Regions from separate parts of the Mus musculus genome. Here region 2 is linked to region 1. A link is a loop called in an ENCODE intact Hi-C map of the cell type or tissue named here. Cell type or tissue: heart. All regions are shown on one strand.

Evidence for each region. Peaks named below come from ENCODE experiments on the same cell type or tissue, not always from the same donor. Only the 100,000 strongest peaks of a DNase experiment are listed, where the experiment ranks them.
Region 2: a loop joins it to region 1, with 3 times the contacts of the local background. A loop is called at or near these places in 2 of 42 quality-filtered maps.

Annotation. Positions count from the first base shown.
Region 1 is chr16:19,719,996-19,727,995 of GRCm38, forward strand. It overlaps the pseudogene Gm17799. Among named protein-coding and RNA genes, the nearest start is that of Lamp3, 18 kb to the left of the region's middle. In heart, a CTCF peak has its summit at 4,322 (motif pointing right); no DNase peak of the experiment used is centred here.
Region 2 is chr16:20,422,005-20,430,004 of GRCm38, forward strand. It overlaps Abcc5 (ATP-binding cassette, sub-family C (CFTR/MRP), member 5), which reads right to left and starts at 4,390. Exons shown (of 30, transcript NM_013790.2): 1 at 4,244-4,390; 2 at 301-481. The coding sequence starts at 429. In heart, CTCF peaks have their summits at 4,000 (motif pointing left) and 4,209; DNase peaks (open chromatin) are centred at 2,377, 3,447, 4,007 and 4,407; H3K4me3 peaks cover 3,028 bases; H3K27ac peaks cover 1,978 bases.

The DNA.
Region 1 (8,000 bases):
CCAGCATACTACTTAAGTATATTCTAAATATTTGTCCTTATACCCCCAGATGAATATAGTTTTCATCCTCTTCTCTTCGCAACAGATGGAGACTTAGAGAAAATTACAACGAGTAAGAATGTAGAATTGTGGACCCCAGTCCCAACTGATACATCTTCAAAACACCTGCTACACCTAAAACTCAAGGAACTTTGTGGAAGAGAACAGAAAGATTAAGAGCCATGGGGATCAGGAAATGTGCTATGAAACTGTCTTCTGGTAATGTCAGAAGCTACACCCATAAAGTCTCACCAATATGACTGCCTAAGAATAAACTGAACAAGCACTACAACAATAGACATGCTAAAGTGGATAGAGGACCTATGAGATTCCTAACCCTACACAAAGAACTACAGACAGCTAAGAAATGCTGGGAGCTGGAGAAACAGTCTTTTCCAGGGAAGAGCAAGCCAATTGGTCATTCAGTACTAAATGGTCAGCTCTGAAATGCAGATACACAAGTAGCATTATACAGACAGACTGAGTAGGTTATATTTATATTTATATATGGATATACATAATCATACAATAACAGTTAGTGAAAAACATGGTGATGAATTTGAAACAGAGCAAGGAAAGGTATATAGGAAGATTTAGAAGGAGGAGAAGGTAGAAGGGATGATGTAACTATATTATAATCTCAAAAGTGAAAGAGATAATCTTAAAGAAAAAAATGTAAAGTGCTTTCTGCACCCTGGGTTGGATGGGACCTGAGGTAACCCAGGAACTGAAAGACAAGTTCCAGCCAATTTGCAGGATGTGATGAAGTGGAGTTCCAGAAACAAGTAATGCTCGCTAGCTGCTTTCTTGGACCCTAGTAAGACACCCAGAACTACTTAGCTGTCCACTGAAAACTGTGAACATCTATTGTAGGTTTAAGTTACTTGGGTTTGGAGATCTTGTTAAACCTATAAATAGCCAATCCACACTTGAGAAATTGGTGAGGGATGATAGCAGAGGGACCTGGCTCAGTCGTGTTTGCTCCTTATAGGAAATGCCACATGAGACATGTTTAGGTGATTGTCCTACACTGGTGCCTACTGATGTCAGTAACATCAGTGAAGATGAAAAAAACAGGCTTCCTGTAAAGTCTGCAAGGGGCCTTGTCCTCTGTCACCACCCTCTATGATCCAGAAAGGCACACACAGTGTTGAGATACCAGGGGCCACAGAGCCACCTGCTGACAGACAGGGTGCAAGTCCACCTTGGTGACTCTCATACTAAGGAGGGAAGAATTGGCAGGCAATTATAGAAATGCGGGCCTAAGGAATTCTGGCTACTTAGAAGACTGAGCCCTGGGGGCAGGGATGCCCCAAGATGGAAACATTGTTTGCTGTTACTGGCTCCCTAAAGGAGAGAGATCAGAGGGAAGCTCCGGGCAAAGAACAGAGGGCTGTCATGCACTTAGCTCAACTATTCCAGGGCTTACCTTAGCCATGTCCACTCTAAAATATAAAAAATATTGAACTTATAAAAAAGACAGATCCTCCAAGCTCTACTGAGACTCAGGGTCCACTTCCCTCTGTCTGTGCCACTTGTGACAGAGACAGTGAAAGAAACTACCATGTTCAGTAATGGAAGCCAGTGGCCTCTGCTGCTCTTCCACCTCCTCTGTGAATGTGGAGGTAAATGGGACACCCATAGGACCCCAAGCTGGTTTAGAGCTAGGTTTTCATTGAGAAGTGCACATTTTATATCTCAACATAGTGTATACATAGAAAATAAAAGGTCAACAAAATTAAAATGAAAACATATAGGGCAGAATTTCCCCTTACACTCAGTGATGCCCTTGTCTGTCTCATCCTGTCCCTTCCCATCCACAGGGTCTGTTCTATTCTACAGAATAGAGCTGAAAACATGATACAGGAGGTGGGGCTGGGGAAGTCACAACATCTCAACATCCAAATGTTCTGGACCTCAGCCTCCCAGGGATGTTGATACAGAGACAATACTCTATTCACCTGGTCGCACCATGGCTCCTGGAAAGCCCAGGATTCTCAGGCCCTGTAAATCTTGGAGAGCACTCTGCAGTCCAAGCACCAGAACACAGGGAGAAGCGGGTAGCTCGTAGGCATCAAATCCATGACAGTTATTGATCATCAGGCCAAAGGCCGTAAGTGGGCCCTGACCTCTGAACAACCGTCCCTCCCTTGCCTCGTCCCTGCTAGTTCCTAATCTGCCTTTGCTTGTACCTTAAGTCATCTACATGTTTAGTCCTCTCCTGCCTTCACTGACATAGGCTCTACTGCCCTGTCTTGGGTATAAAGGCTTTAGCAGCACTGAAGGCACACAGTCTCAGTCAGGATCTTTTCAGTCACCAGAACGGATGCAAGTAAGCAGAGAGGCAGCCACTATCTACTGCTCAAAATCAGCAGATCTGGGTTTGAGTCTCACTGCCACTCAATAGAGATGTCATTTATTCTCTTTGACCACACAACTTCTTTTTAAAAAAAAAATCTCTAAAATCAGAATAATTCCTAGTTTACAATGCTGGTAAGAAGATTAGCTATAATTCAGAAAAATGAGATCCCTGTTCATCATAGAAATTCAATAAATAGTACTTGTGATGGTCATGGCTAGTAATCACCACAGTAAAACTGAAGCAAGGCTCTGGGCAACTCTGGTCTTTCCAGTATGTTAGCATACTTATTTTGGGGTAGAATTCACTTGCCATGCCTCATCATCATATACTCTCAGGATATATGAAACCAGTTATAAAAGTATCAAATGGTTTTAAACTAGAGCACACATGCACACGCACAAACACACACACACACACACACACACACACACACCATATGTGGTGGGGGAAAGGTTTGACAGGTTGTTGGTGGTGGTTGGTGGTTTATGGGTTTTTTGTTTTGTTTTTGTTTGATTGATTGATTGATTGATTGATTGATAACAGCAAACTTTTAAAGGACAGATACATTCTTGCAATATGTGGAGAATGACTGTCCTCAAAGCCAGCAGCTGGCAAAGGAGTTGTTCTCTGAGTTTTGAAGTCACTTTCAGGCTGTGTGGCAAAATAAGTAGACTGTTAATTGAGGTTGGGTAAGAGGAAAAGCGAACCACAGACCTTCGTAGACAAATGCTGTAGTTCACACCACATGGTTCCCTGCATGGATTAGGGAATATAGTTTTAATAATTTTATAGTTCTAATGTGTAATTCTGATTAAACATATTGAGTAGAATTTACCAAATAAAGCTGTCAGTAAATTTAAAGTAGCCTTAATGCCGCATCTTCTTGTGCAGTGCCAGCCTCCTCCCGTAAACAAAATGGTGGAGGTCGGTGTGAACGAATTTGGCTGTATTGGACGCCTGGTTACCAGGGCTGCTGTCTGCTCTCCACTTGGCAAAGTGAAGATTGTTGCCACCAGTGACCCCTTCATTGACCTCAACTACATGGTCCACATGTTCCAATATGACTCCACCCACGATGGCACAGTCAAGGCCGAGAATGGGAAGCTTGTCATCAACAGGAAGCCCATCACCATCTTCTAGAAGCAAGATCCCGCTAATGGGCCGTGATGGCCGAAGGGCTGCCCAGAACATCATCCCTGCATCCACTGGTGCTGCCAAGGCAGTGGGCAATGTAATCCCAGAGCTGAACGGGAAGCTCACTGGCATGGCCTTCCGTGTTCCTACCCGCAATGTATCCGTTGTAGATCTGACAAGCCGCCTGAAGAAACCTACCAAGTATGATGACATCAAGAAGGTGGTGAAGCAGGCATCTGAAGGCCCACTGAAGGGCATCCTGGGCTACACTGAGGACCAGGTTGTCTCCTGCGACTTCAACAGCAACTCCCACTCCTCCACCTTTGATGCTGGGGCTGGCATTGCTCTCAATGACAACTTTTTAAAGTTCATTTCCTGGCATGACAATGAATACGGCTACAGCAACAGGGTGGTAGATCTCATGGCCTACATGGCCTCCAAGAAGTAAGAAACCCTGGACCACCCACCCGAGCAAGGACACTGAGAGCAAAAGAGAGGCCCTCGGTTGCTGAGGAGTCCCTATCCCAACTCTGCCCCCAACACTGAGCATCTCCCTCACAGTTTCCATCCCAGACCCGCATAATAACAGGAGGGGCCTAGGGAGCCCTCCCTACTCTCTTGAATACCATCAATAAAGTTAGCTGCACCCCAGATAGATAGATAGATAGATAGATAGATAGATAGATAGATAGATAGATAGATAGATAGATAGATAGATAGATAGATAAAGTAGCCTTAACAAAATAAATGTTTTTGATAAATTAGAATTTGAAGACAAAATTGTGCCTTTTCTCTTATTACCCACTAGGTGGCAGAATGTAACCATGGTATATCCTGCTGACAGTTCTTATTGGCAAAGATGTTAAATGAGTGAACTAATTTCTTTTATTATTATTATTATTATTATTATTACGTATTTTCCTCAATTACATTTCCAATGCTAGCCCAAAAGTCCCCCATGCCCTCCCCCGCACTCCCCTACCCACCCATTCCCACTTTTTGGCCCTGGCATTCCCCTGTACTGGGGCATATAAAGTTTGCGTGTCCAATGGGCCTCTCTTTCCAGTGATGGCCAACTAGGCCATCTTTTGATACATATGCAGCTAGAGTCAAGAGCTCCGGTTAGTTCATTTCTTTTTAAAACCAGCAATATTTTTCTATTCCTTTAAACTAAGCACATTCCTAACGTTCAACCCCAGAATGTCAACCAAAGTTCACGATTTCCATTGGTAGCAGAGGATCTTCTCTAAAGCCACGCTTAAGGCCTGGGCTCCTCTTCTTGTCTTCCAGAGGATGATGGATAACTATGGCTGAGGGTCAGATGCTAACAGAGAACTTGGTACAAAGGCTAAGAGCGTCTGCATGTTTATCCTTACAAGGCTGTGTTTAATCCCATCATGTAAAATAAATGATAAAGGAATTTAAGCATAAAGAGACAAACCTGCTTTTCAAGCGAGACTGGAGAGATGACTCAGGGGTTAAGAGCACTGGCTGATCTTTCAGAGGACCCATCTAGTCTCCAAAATTAACATGGTGGCTCACAACTGCCTGTGGCTCTGGTTCTAGGGTTCAATGCCTTGTTCCAGCCTTCTCAAGCACTGCATGTATGTGGTGTACAAACATACCTGCAGGCATTCACACATACACATGAAATAAAAATAAAAAAATCTAAAAACAAAAAACAAGGCTCTGCTTCTCATTTGCTCTCTCGAACTCTCACAGGATGGAGCACTAAAATGCTCCCAGGGGGACAAGACGGAAATAGGATATTTTATTTGGTGCAGCTTGGGCTATGTCTGCTGAATCTAATGGGGCACAAGTATAATAGGATTCAAGAAATTCACTAGACTGGATGTGGGCACAGGATGTGGGTTCCAGGGAAACCCTGAATGTTGAATGTGACATGGGCAGCTGGAGGGAGCACAGGTAGCCCATCTGGGCCTACGCTGCTATGCCTCTCTCTACCAGTGACTACAGGGTCACTGGTGAGAAACAGGGCTAATGTCACTATGAAGTTCCATAGGAATGGAGACAGGATGGGAGGTCGAGCTGAGCAGGTGGAAGCTGCAGAATTAGGGGAGATCCATACTCAAAAAGTATGGCTATGTGATCCCTGGTAGAGAACATGGCAAGTGTCACTGGCTGGGTGACTTTGGGTATCACCCAAAGATTTGTAGAAGGGACAGACGCAGGCAGTAATGCAGGGCCATGAGGACTAGAATCTTCAATGAATTCCCAACAATGTCTACTACTCACCTGAATGCTTAAGACTTCAAAAATACTCCTAACATAAAATGTTAAATATGAGCCTTTTATTAAGGCAATAATATATGCAAAATCATAGACATATATGTCTGTTGACTACCTCTGTTAATTTCCTTTTCATGGTGGATATTTAGGAGCTACCATACCAACAATAAAAATTAGCACCTATAAGCAGTTTGGATTACCCTTATATGACAGAGGCTGCTATTATTAAATCCTAAGATAATAATAACTAGAGCATTACATTTTGATATAAATTTTAGCTTTTATCATTAAAAGGCAAAAGCTATTTTCTAACTACTTGTTCTGTTGTATTTCAAAAACCAGTTTCTCAGGATTCTTATCTTGTCTAATCTAAGCTAAAGAGAAAGAAAGTATTAATTTTAAAAGGAAGCTTTTGGTTCCTTCTCTGCATGCATAAATTGGCAAATGATACAAATTCTTTGGTATTTTTTAAAACATCTATTTGTTGTGTATTATGCTGGTTAATCTCCATGGCTAACACACCTGGGAAGAGGGACCTTCAATTGAGAGACTGTCTTCATGGCCTATGGGAATGTCTGTGTGGTATTTTCATGATTCAAATGATGAGGGAGGGCCCAGGGCCCATCCCATAGTGAGCGGTAGCATCCCTCTGTAGATGGGCTTGGACTGTGTAAAAATGCTAGATGAACATCCAGAGAAAGTGAGCTTTCTCTAGTGAGCAGTGGTCCCCATGGTCTCTGACTCAATTTCTGTTCTGCTCTGAATTCCTGACTTGGCTTCCCATGATGATATACTATAACCTGTAAGACCAAATAAATTCTTTCCTTCTTGAGTTGCTCTTGGTCAGTGTCTTATCACAGTAACAAAGAACCAAACCACAACATGCATGGTAGTATGTTTACACGTGCTTATCTTTCTATATATATGGCAGTGATTGGCTTATGAATAAGTGGACATGTTAATTGAGACTTCTAAGCTACTCCAAATTATTTCTAGTTTATAATATAACTAAAATTTTAGGGGTAAATTCTAGGGCTAAAATTTAGGGATAAATAGTTTAAAAGGTTTAGTCAAGCTGTTACTTGATAAATCATTGTTTCCACTCTGATTCTATATATGGTCTTAAGGGAAAAGAAAATCCCTATTGCTTGGAAAAGAAACAGGCTTTCAGGCCATGCAAAGCCCTGGTCCAGGTTACAGTCATATCTTCATAGATTGCTGTTCTCATCTGAAGGTGATCGTCTAGGCTCTGCTATTCCAAGTCTGCAGATTGAGAGTGCAACCTAGCCCTGTACTTCCAGCTTTCCCTATGTAATTAATTTGCTTACAGAACAAAGGTTTTATGTTTTATCAAAATAATTGTTTTTATTCTGTACTAAATGTGTCAGGTACTAATTAAGAAACAACGTCTTACATTAGGCTTTATTTTTAAAAAAAGGATCTCTGTCAAGCTTTATCTCAGTGGCATTCAACAGCTACATTTTAAAAGCAAGAGTTGTTCCTTAATGGTAATATAATTGACATCTGGGTGCTCAATAACCATACAGAGAGACCTATACTAACACATGCATAGATGTCAAGAGTTGGCCCATATGTATAAGTCAACTAGGTTCCAGAGAGCTATAAGATATCTCTCAAAGGATCCTACAGCTCTGATGAGTCATCTGGACCCTTGATTAGAGAGGCCATGAATATTTCAGAGGACAGATTGTAACCAGTATAAAAGGAGAGTCAATACAGACATGCTCCCTATGCCTCTTAAGGAAATGAAATGCTCAAAAAGTATTTGACTCATGCCTAGCTGATGGCACAGTTGGTAAAAGGCTTAAGGAACCAAAGTTTCTTCACAAGTCTCAAGTAATCCCTGAGGATTAATCTCTCAACTAGCTTTGACATTAGGAAATAGGTTAAGTATCCACATTTTGGTCTTCCTTCTTCTTGAGTTTCATGTGTTTTGCAAATTGTATCTTGGGTAGTCTAAGTTTCTGAGTTAATATCCACTTATCAGTGAGTGCATATCATGTGTATTCTTTTGTGAGTGGGCTTAGTTCCTTCTTAGAATGGAGAACAAAATACCCATGGAAGGAGTTACAGAGACAAAGTTCAGAGCTGAGTCGAAAGAAAGGACCATCCAGAGACTGCCCCATGCTGGGATCCATCCCATATACAACCTCCAAACCCAGAAACTATTGCATATGCCAGAAAGATTTTGCTG
Region 2 (8,000 bases), 700 kb after region 1:
TCTGTCTGTCTGTCTGTCTCTCTCTCTCTCTCTCTCTCTCACACACACACACACACACACACACACACACAGGCAGCACAAGACAACTTCTCAATCCCTTCGTGAACCAGCTCCTTCTTGTGAAGCTGGTCTGAAGCCAGGGCTTCATGAAAGCTAAGCGTACCATTGAGCTACGCTCCAGCCTAAGGAATCTTAACATGGACTTCAAGCCAATAAAGAAAAATAAAATGATAAAATCTGTATCATATGAAAAGAAGGAGATATGGTGTAGGAACCAAGTCTGGGGAGGCAATCACTCACCGATCTTGTTCTCCGGAACCTGGGTTCCTCGGGGTCTCTGTGTTGCCCTGGTACAGCGCTTCTGTCCCTGTCACTTCTGTACCCAGGGCTGGGGATGATATATTCTTTTCCCATGTCAATATCTTTCATCTTCACCACACAGAGGACCAGGGTGCAGACTCCTCCTTTCACTTCAGAAATTCTGAAATTAAAAATTTACAAAAGCAGATGCCTCCTAATCATGCTTAAAGTATATGCCAAAGTGCTTTAAAACAGAACGGAACAAAAGTATTGACACTTCTTTACCAATATAGCTACAAAATTATTTTAAATATCCCTTCAGTTTCTTTCTTTTTTTTAAACAAACAAACAAACAAACAAACAAACAAACAAACAAAGGGTTCTAGCATCAAGAAAATTTACCAAGCCAGACACAGTGGTGCACAACTTTAATCCCAGCACTCAGAAGGCAGAGGTAGGCAGATCTCTGAGTTCAAGATGAGCCTGGTCTACAGAGCGAGTTCCAGGACAGCAGGACTACACTGAGAAACCCCTGACTCAAAAGAAAGAAAGAAAGAAAGAAAGAAAGAAAGAAAGAAAGAAAGAAAGAAAGAAAGAAAGAAAGAATAAAGAAAAAGGGTCTATGTTCTACCTTTTTAAGCATCACCTGGTCTACTCCTAAAACTCTGTTCTGTGTTTCCACACCACTGCCTGTCTGGCTAATTCCAGTCAACATTCTGTATCAACTCTGGTCACTTTTTTCAAAAGTTTGCATTTATCTTATTTATAGGGTGGGGTGGGTACGAGACAGACAGATGGACACACAGAAAACAAAGATAATCATGTACACTTGCAACTTGCAAGAGTCAGTTCTCTCTTTCTACCATCCAGGTTTCTGGGGATGGAACTCCAGTCCTCAGTTTGGCACAGGCCACTTTTTAAAAACTAAACACATACTTGCCCCTCTAGAAGGTCCCCCGTTGTCAGAAGCTCAAATTCCTGAACAACAGATAATGAAAACACCACAGATATCTGACATATGGCCATGCTACACTGTAGTCCATAAGTCCAGCCATGATGACACTAGTAAGGACTGTGTCTCTTGCAGCACAAAATTTTGACAACTGTAAGGCATTGCTGTTTTTGACACAGGATCTCAAGTAAGTAGCCCAGGTTGGCTTCCTACTCTTGGTCTTCGAAGGATGGCCTTGAACTTCTGACCCTCCTGACTCTACATCACAACAGCTGGGATTTCAAAACTGCACTACTACGCCCAGTTTATCTGGTGCGGGGGATGGAACCCAAGGCTTTGCAAACTTCAGGCAAGCACTCTGACAGCAGAGGTACATCCCAAGCTCCTATTACTCATTTTTAAATCATCAGAAGAAAAATACTTATTAATCCTTGAAGTAAAAAAAAAATAATAATAATAAATTAAGCCGGGTAGTGGTAGCGCATGCCTTTAATCCCAGCACTCAGGAGGCAGAGGCAGGTGGATTTCTGAGTTCAAGGCCAGCCTGGTCTACAAAGTGAGTTCCAGGACAGCCAGGGCTATACAGAGAAACCCTGTCTCGAAAACCAAAAAAGGGCTGGAGAGATGGCTCAGTGGTTAAGAGCACCAACTGCTCTTCCGAAGATCCTGAGTTCAAATCCCAGCAACCACATGGTGGCTCACAACCATCCGTAATGAGCTCTGACGCCCTCCTCTGGTGTGTCTTAAGACAGCTACAGTGTACTTAGATATAATAAATAAATCTTAAAAAAAAAATTAAGACCCTCAAATCTCCAATGAGGGCTGGACTGGCCATTTTGCTTATCAGAATTCTGGTTCAAGCACTGGAAGTTGATACAGATAAGTTGTTTATTTAAGACAGAAAGAAAGAAAGAAAGTAAGAAAGAAAGAAAGAAAGAAAGAAAGAAAGAAAGAAAGGAAGAAAGAAAGAGCACCTAGCCCAATGACTGTGTACACTATAAACAAAACCAAAACCAGCTTACTAAGCAAAAACAACGCTTGTGGCTCTGGCTCTTCCGAAAGCCAAGCTATAAACAGATCTGGCATCTGCCATTGTCATCTGGAAGAGGAAGATTACTCGCTACTTTAAAAATAGGCAAGAGGGGGCTGGGGAAGCTTAAAAGGGAGGAGCCCAAGGGACCCCATTCACAACACCAAACACATCAAGAACAACAGGGAAAGTTATCGAAGAACTGTACGAGGCAATGTTTTTTCTCAGTTGTGTGTGTTCAATCATATATTATGAAGCGGAACCGGTAAAGTGTACACACAGACTGTGGTAGCAAAGACAGTTTTGACAGAAACAACTGTTTTCCTAATGGTGAGATAAGATAGGACTTCAGTGGCCTATTCTAACTTCCCTAACCTTCCAGACAAAGCGAGTTTCTATAAGAATGGGGTATGGGGAATCGTTGTCCCCATGATCTTCACCAATGTCATAGCTTCACTTTCAATAAATAAATAAATAAAGGTGCAGCACCTTAAAGTATGCAAACACCTGAGTAGCCATAAAGTTACTGTTTCTTCACACTGAACACAAGGAGACCACCATCTTCTGTGTGTCTGGGATATGACAAGAAGAACACACAGAAGCCGGTAGAGTAGGGCTAAGGTGAATATGGATATGAAGCAATCAACTAAGAAAGGATTACTACACCAGGACCCTCTCCAGCCCAAAGAGCAATTCATACTTCCCATTTTCTAGACAACTCCCTTGCAGCTAATGTAAAGTCTTTTTATAAAACTAATGCTAACTTAGGCTCAGTGATAAAAGCATGTAGGCCAGAGGTTCTTTCCAGTCCCCAGCCCTGCCAAATCCAAAGGAAAGGGTGTGTGTATCAGGACTAGGAAAACCTGGCATATTTTGGTTTAAGCCAGCACTATAAAGGGAGAAAGAAGAATAAACAAAGTGGGGACTCTCACATTAGTACCCCGACTCAAAACTGACAGGGTTGGGGGCCACCTGGTTTTGCTCTAAAATTCTCTTTCCAGTGAAGAGGGGTGGATGTGACGATTCTGCAGGGGGGAGGGGCATTGTGTAGGCCTGGAGAACTGTAACTAACCAGGTTGGTGTTTCCAAGTTCTGTTATCGCAACATCTCTCAGGTTTTAGGCGCCTCAGGAAGCTCCTTCAGGCCCTGCAGCTACTGGAAGCTACTGGAAGCTACAAGGAAGCTGAACCACTTATCACGCCCCCCCCACCTCTCCCCCAGGGCCCACCTGTGCCTCCAAGCTCCCTCACCTGTCACTTACTCCAGAGACCCCAGTAAAACCCATCCATTTCTCCCTTCGGAACTCAAGACTTCCCCGGTCATTCCTGTGCCCACCTGCATCGAGACTCCCACATCTGTACGAAAACACCAAATCCAGGTGTTATAAACACAAAGCCACTAGCTCCTTTGCGTGTCAGCACCGAAAAGGACACTGGTGACAGAAGATCTAGGCTCCCATCTCTACCTCGGCTTCGCTGTGTGTGCTGATGCCACGTACCTCCACATACCAGTAGCAAAACAAACAAACAAAAAACAAAACAAAACATAGATAATGACTTACGTAGTAAGTGGCTGACAGCCTCCAGTCCCGGAGGGAGGTTGGGGCTTCTCTCTGGACAGCTCCGCCACCCGGCCCTAGGGCGTTCCCATGCCAGCCCCGGGCCTGCGAGCACAGGCTCCACGACCCACCCACAGCGAACGCAGCTCCCCCTGGTGGCCGCGCGGAGAGTGGAGCCGGCCGTGACCACCCATCAAACCTCCCCTCCTGCCTTCTAACATCTAGACCTCCGCACAGCCCGCGAGGTCGCCAACAAGCCGGGGACCGCGCGAGATCGGAACGAGACAGGCCCCGTTTCTCCCGTCCGAGGCTTCCCACCGCCCACCCCGCCTTGGAGAGCCCAAAGAAGTGAGCCCGTGACAGCCTCCGACACTGCATGAAAAAGGCGTGAACCGTCACCTACCTGCACCCCAGCCTCCCCACACGAGAGCAAACAGCCCGGGCACGCTCGCGAACATCGGACCCTGAGCAAAACAAGCCTTTATAGCGGCATAGTCCCCCACAACGCGCAAGCGCGATGCACAAAGCTTGCGCAAGACCGAAGGGAATCGTAGTCCCTCATCCGGCAGCCCCCAGCGCCGCACACCGCAAAAGACTACGTTTCCCAGAAGCACCGCTGGTGCCCGGGATGGGGTGCAGGCTGCTCACAGTACCCGCGCGCATCTCGTGCTGCCCCATCCTTCCCCGGTTTCTGATGCCCAGTCTGGAACCTTCTCTGCCTTAGTCACGGGGGCTGGGCAGGCGGGTCGGGGTAGCCGGTGGCGCTGTATTCTCTGACAGCCAGAGGTTCAAAGTCAGGAACTTCCAAATCTATGCGGCGGTTCCACGTGCCAGAAAACATCGTGAAGGTCATCATAGCCTGCTTCTGTCCAGCCCCAACTCTTAGCTGTGGTGTCACTTAATGGGTGCATGAGTCCTCCACGTTCTGCATGAATGGTACCTTTGGATCTTTTCTCTTACCCATCTATCTCAGCTTCTTGACTTCTAAGTAGTGAAATGCCAGAATCGCAATTTCCAAAGTGACAAGGGATGTCAAAATGATATACTAACTAATCAATCTATTTTTATAAATAAATGTAAAGCTCCCGAGGCATTAGTCGTTTTATTTTTTCTATTTTATCTATTTTAGTATCATAATATAAAGACTACTCTATTGCATGCCTCCCAACCTTTAAACTACCCGGGGCTTGTTTATGGTTACCCATTTAAGGGATTTAAAAAGAAAGTAAACTGGATTGTCCATCATACAACTACCTAGTTAGCTACTGTGAACACTAATGTCATAAAGCTGGACTTATTGACAGGATGTATATTTGACACACAGAAAGCTCAGGAAGATAGGCAGTGTTCAGAGCTGGGCTTTCAGGAAGTTGGATCATGAAGACTCTGAGTTAATGAACGGTTTAATATTGACTGATTGTTCCATGTCACTATTAGAAGCTAGTAGAATATGAGGACTTGGAGGCTTGTTAAAGGAAGTTGGTCCCTGGAAGTATACCTTTGAGAGATGTGTGTTACCCCTTCCTGTCATGATGTTCAGCCTTGTGCCGAGCACACACTAACAAAACCAGTTCACCATGGATAAAAACCTGAGCCAAAATAAGTATTTTCTCCTTTAAGTTCATGTTTTCTCCGGTATTTGTCATATTGTCATAATAACAAAAAGCTGATTATGTTTCACTATTTTAAAATTAAGATATATATTGTTGGGGTCAAGGAGTCGCCAGACAAACCACCAAACACTGATCTCAGGCAGACAGGGATAGTTTATGGAGCGTATGTCCTGGGACTGACTGATCAGGGTCAAAGACCAGACTCAGGAGCTGACTGCAACCTCGAGCCAGAATCTACAGAGCTTTTTAAGTCTGAAATCCACAAACATCTGTGTCAAGTTCTTCCACCAATCAGGATTTAGGGATAAGGACTTCCTCTGGAGCAGGTCTTTGTTGTACACGTATCCTGTTCCCATTGGTTGGGGGATCAACTTGCATTGCCTAACATCCATGCCTTAACTTGCCAACCAGGATATCAGTTACCCATGTCCATATCTTTTTCTGCCATGTAGGATGTCAAACCCCAAAGAGTTCTTAGGAATTTAAAACTATTAAACCCCTACTCAAAATGGAAGTCTTATTCCAAATAACTTCTTACATTGGTGCAGGAGAAGCTTATAAAAGCAAAAACCATAAAGGCTCATTCACCAGTGCGGGACGTGCTTGCTGTAGCTAACTATACAAAGCAGTTCTTACTGACCTTTGTTGTGATTGGTTTCCAAGAGCATCAAAGCACATAACATAATAGAGTATGAGCCGGGCGTGGTGGCGCACGCTTTAATCCCAGCACTTGGGAGGCAGAGACAGGCAGATTTCTGAGTTCTAGGCCAGCCTGGTCTACAGAGTGAGCTCCAGGACAGCCAGGGCTATACAGAGAAACCCTGTCTCGAAAGAAAAAAAAAAAAAAACATAACAGAGTATGCAATCAACTCGTGCATGAGAAAGTTTCCTTGTAACAGTAATAACAACATAAAGTGGCTGGACCGGCAGCAGCTACTCGGGCCTTGACATATGTGAGATGTCATTAATTGAAAAGATGAGCCACAAGTTATAACTGGTTTTTCTTTCTTTAATTGAGGTAGAATCTCTGGGATTTCAGAAGCTGAACTTGCCAAGTAGGCAAAGGTGACCAGCACCTTTGGTCCTCCTGTCTACCTCCATAGTGCTGGAATTACGGGTGATAAACAGTGCTGGTGACTAAGCCCAGCATGAGAGGCAAGCTCTCTGGCAACTGAATTACATCTCTGTAAGTGTTGGTCTGTTTGTTTGCTTGTTTGTTCGTATTTATTTATTCAGTTTTCATCCCCATCACTGTCTCCTTCCCAGTCACCTCCTCCCACAAACCTTCCCCATCCCTCCTCCCCTTCTGCTCTGAGCAGGTGGGGGTCCCCTATGGTGTCTCCCAATCCTGGTACATCAAGTCTCTGAAAGAATAGGTGTTTACTCTCCCACTGAGGCCAAACAAGGCAGCCCAGCTACAAGAACATATCCCACATATAGGCAACAGCTTTTGGGATAGCCCCCGCTCAGTTCTTCAGGGCCCACACAAAGACCAAGCTGCACATCTGCTACATATGTGCAGAGAGGCCTAGGTCCAGCCTATACATGTTCTTTGGGTGGTGGTTCGGTCTCTGAGAACCCCAAGGGTCCGGGTTAGTTAATTCTGGTGGTTTTTCCTATGGAGTTCCTATCCCATTAGGGGCTGCAGTCCTTTCTCCTATTCTACCCTAAGAGTCCCTAAGCTCCATCCACTGTTTGGCTGTGGGTGTCTATATCTGTCTGAGTCAGCTGCTGGGTGGAGACTCTCATAGGACAGCCATACTGGACTCCTGTCTGCAAGCATAACAGAGTATCATTAATAATGTCAGGGATTGGTGCTTGTCCATGGGATGGGTCTCAAGTTGGGCTGGTCAATGGTGGGCTGTTCCCTCAGTCTCTTCTCCATCTCTAATCCCTGTTTTTCTTGTAGGGTAAGTGTTGCTGGAAATATTAAAAATGAACAAGCTCACTCCGCTCTTGTGCCAGCATCTCTCTGCCCCGGCTGCCTGGCCATCCATGCACTGGCAGGCAATGACTGGCCTGATTTTATCTTGTGGAGACTCTCTGACTCAGAACTCCAAAATCTCTCCACCCAGCTCACTAAGTTCCCAGTGGTGGGTCGTTACCATGCCAGCCTCATGCCACAACCTCTGTGGTACACCTCAGGCAAACCCACACTTTGCCACAGTCCCTTTCTCTCTTGAACCCAGACAAGCCACTGCGTGAAGTAAAACACAACACAAACTTAGTTCAGAAACAATGGTAGGGGGTTGGTGAGATGGCTCAGCGGGTAAGAGCACTGACTGCTCTTCCAAAGGTTCTGAGTTCAAATCCTAGCAACCACATGGTGGCTCTTAACCACCCATAATGAGATCAGACTCTCTCTTTTGGTGTGTCTGAAGACAGCTACAGTGTACTTATGTATAATAACAAATCAATCTTTAAAAAAGAAAAAAGAAACAATGGTGACTCAATTGCTGGGCACAACTAAATTCCTAACTTGCAAGCCTTATTAAATCTAAATCCTGATGGATCCACCACTAAACCAGGAGACACTCATAATTACAT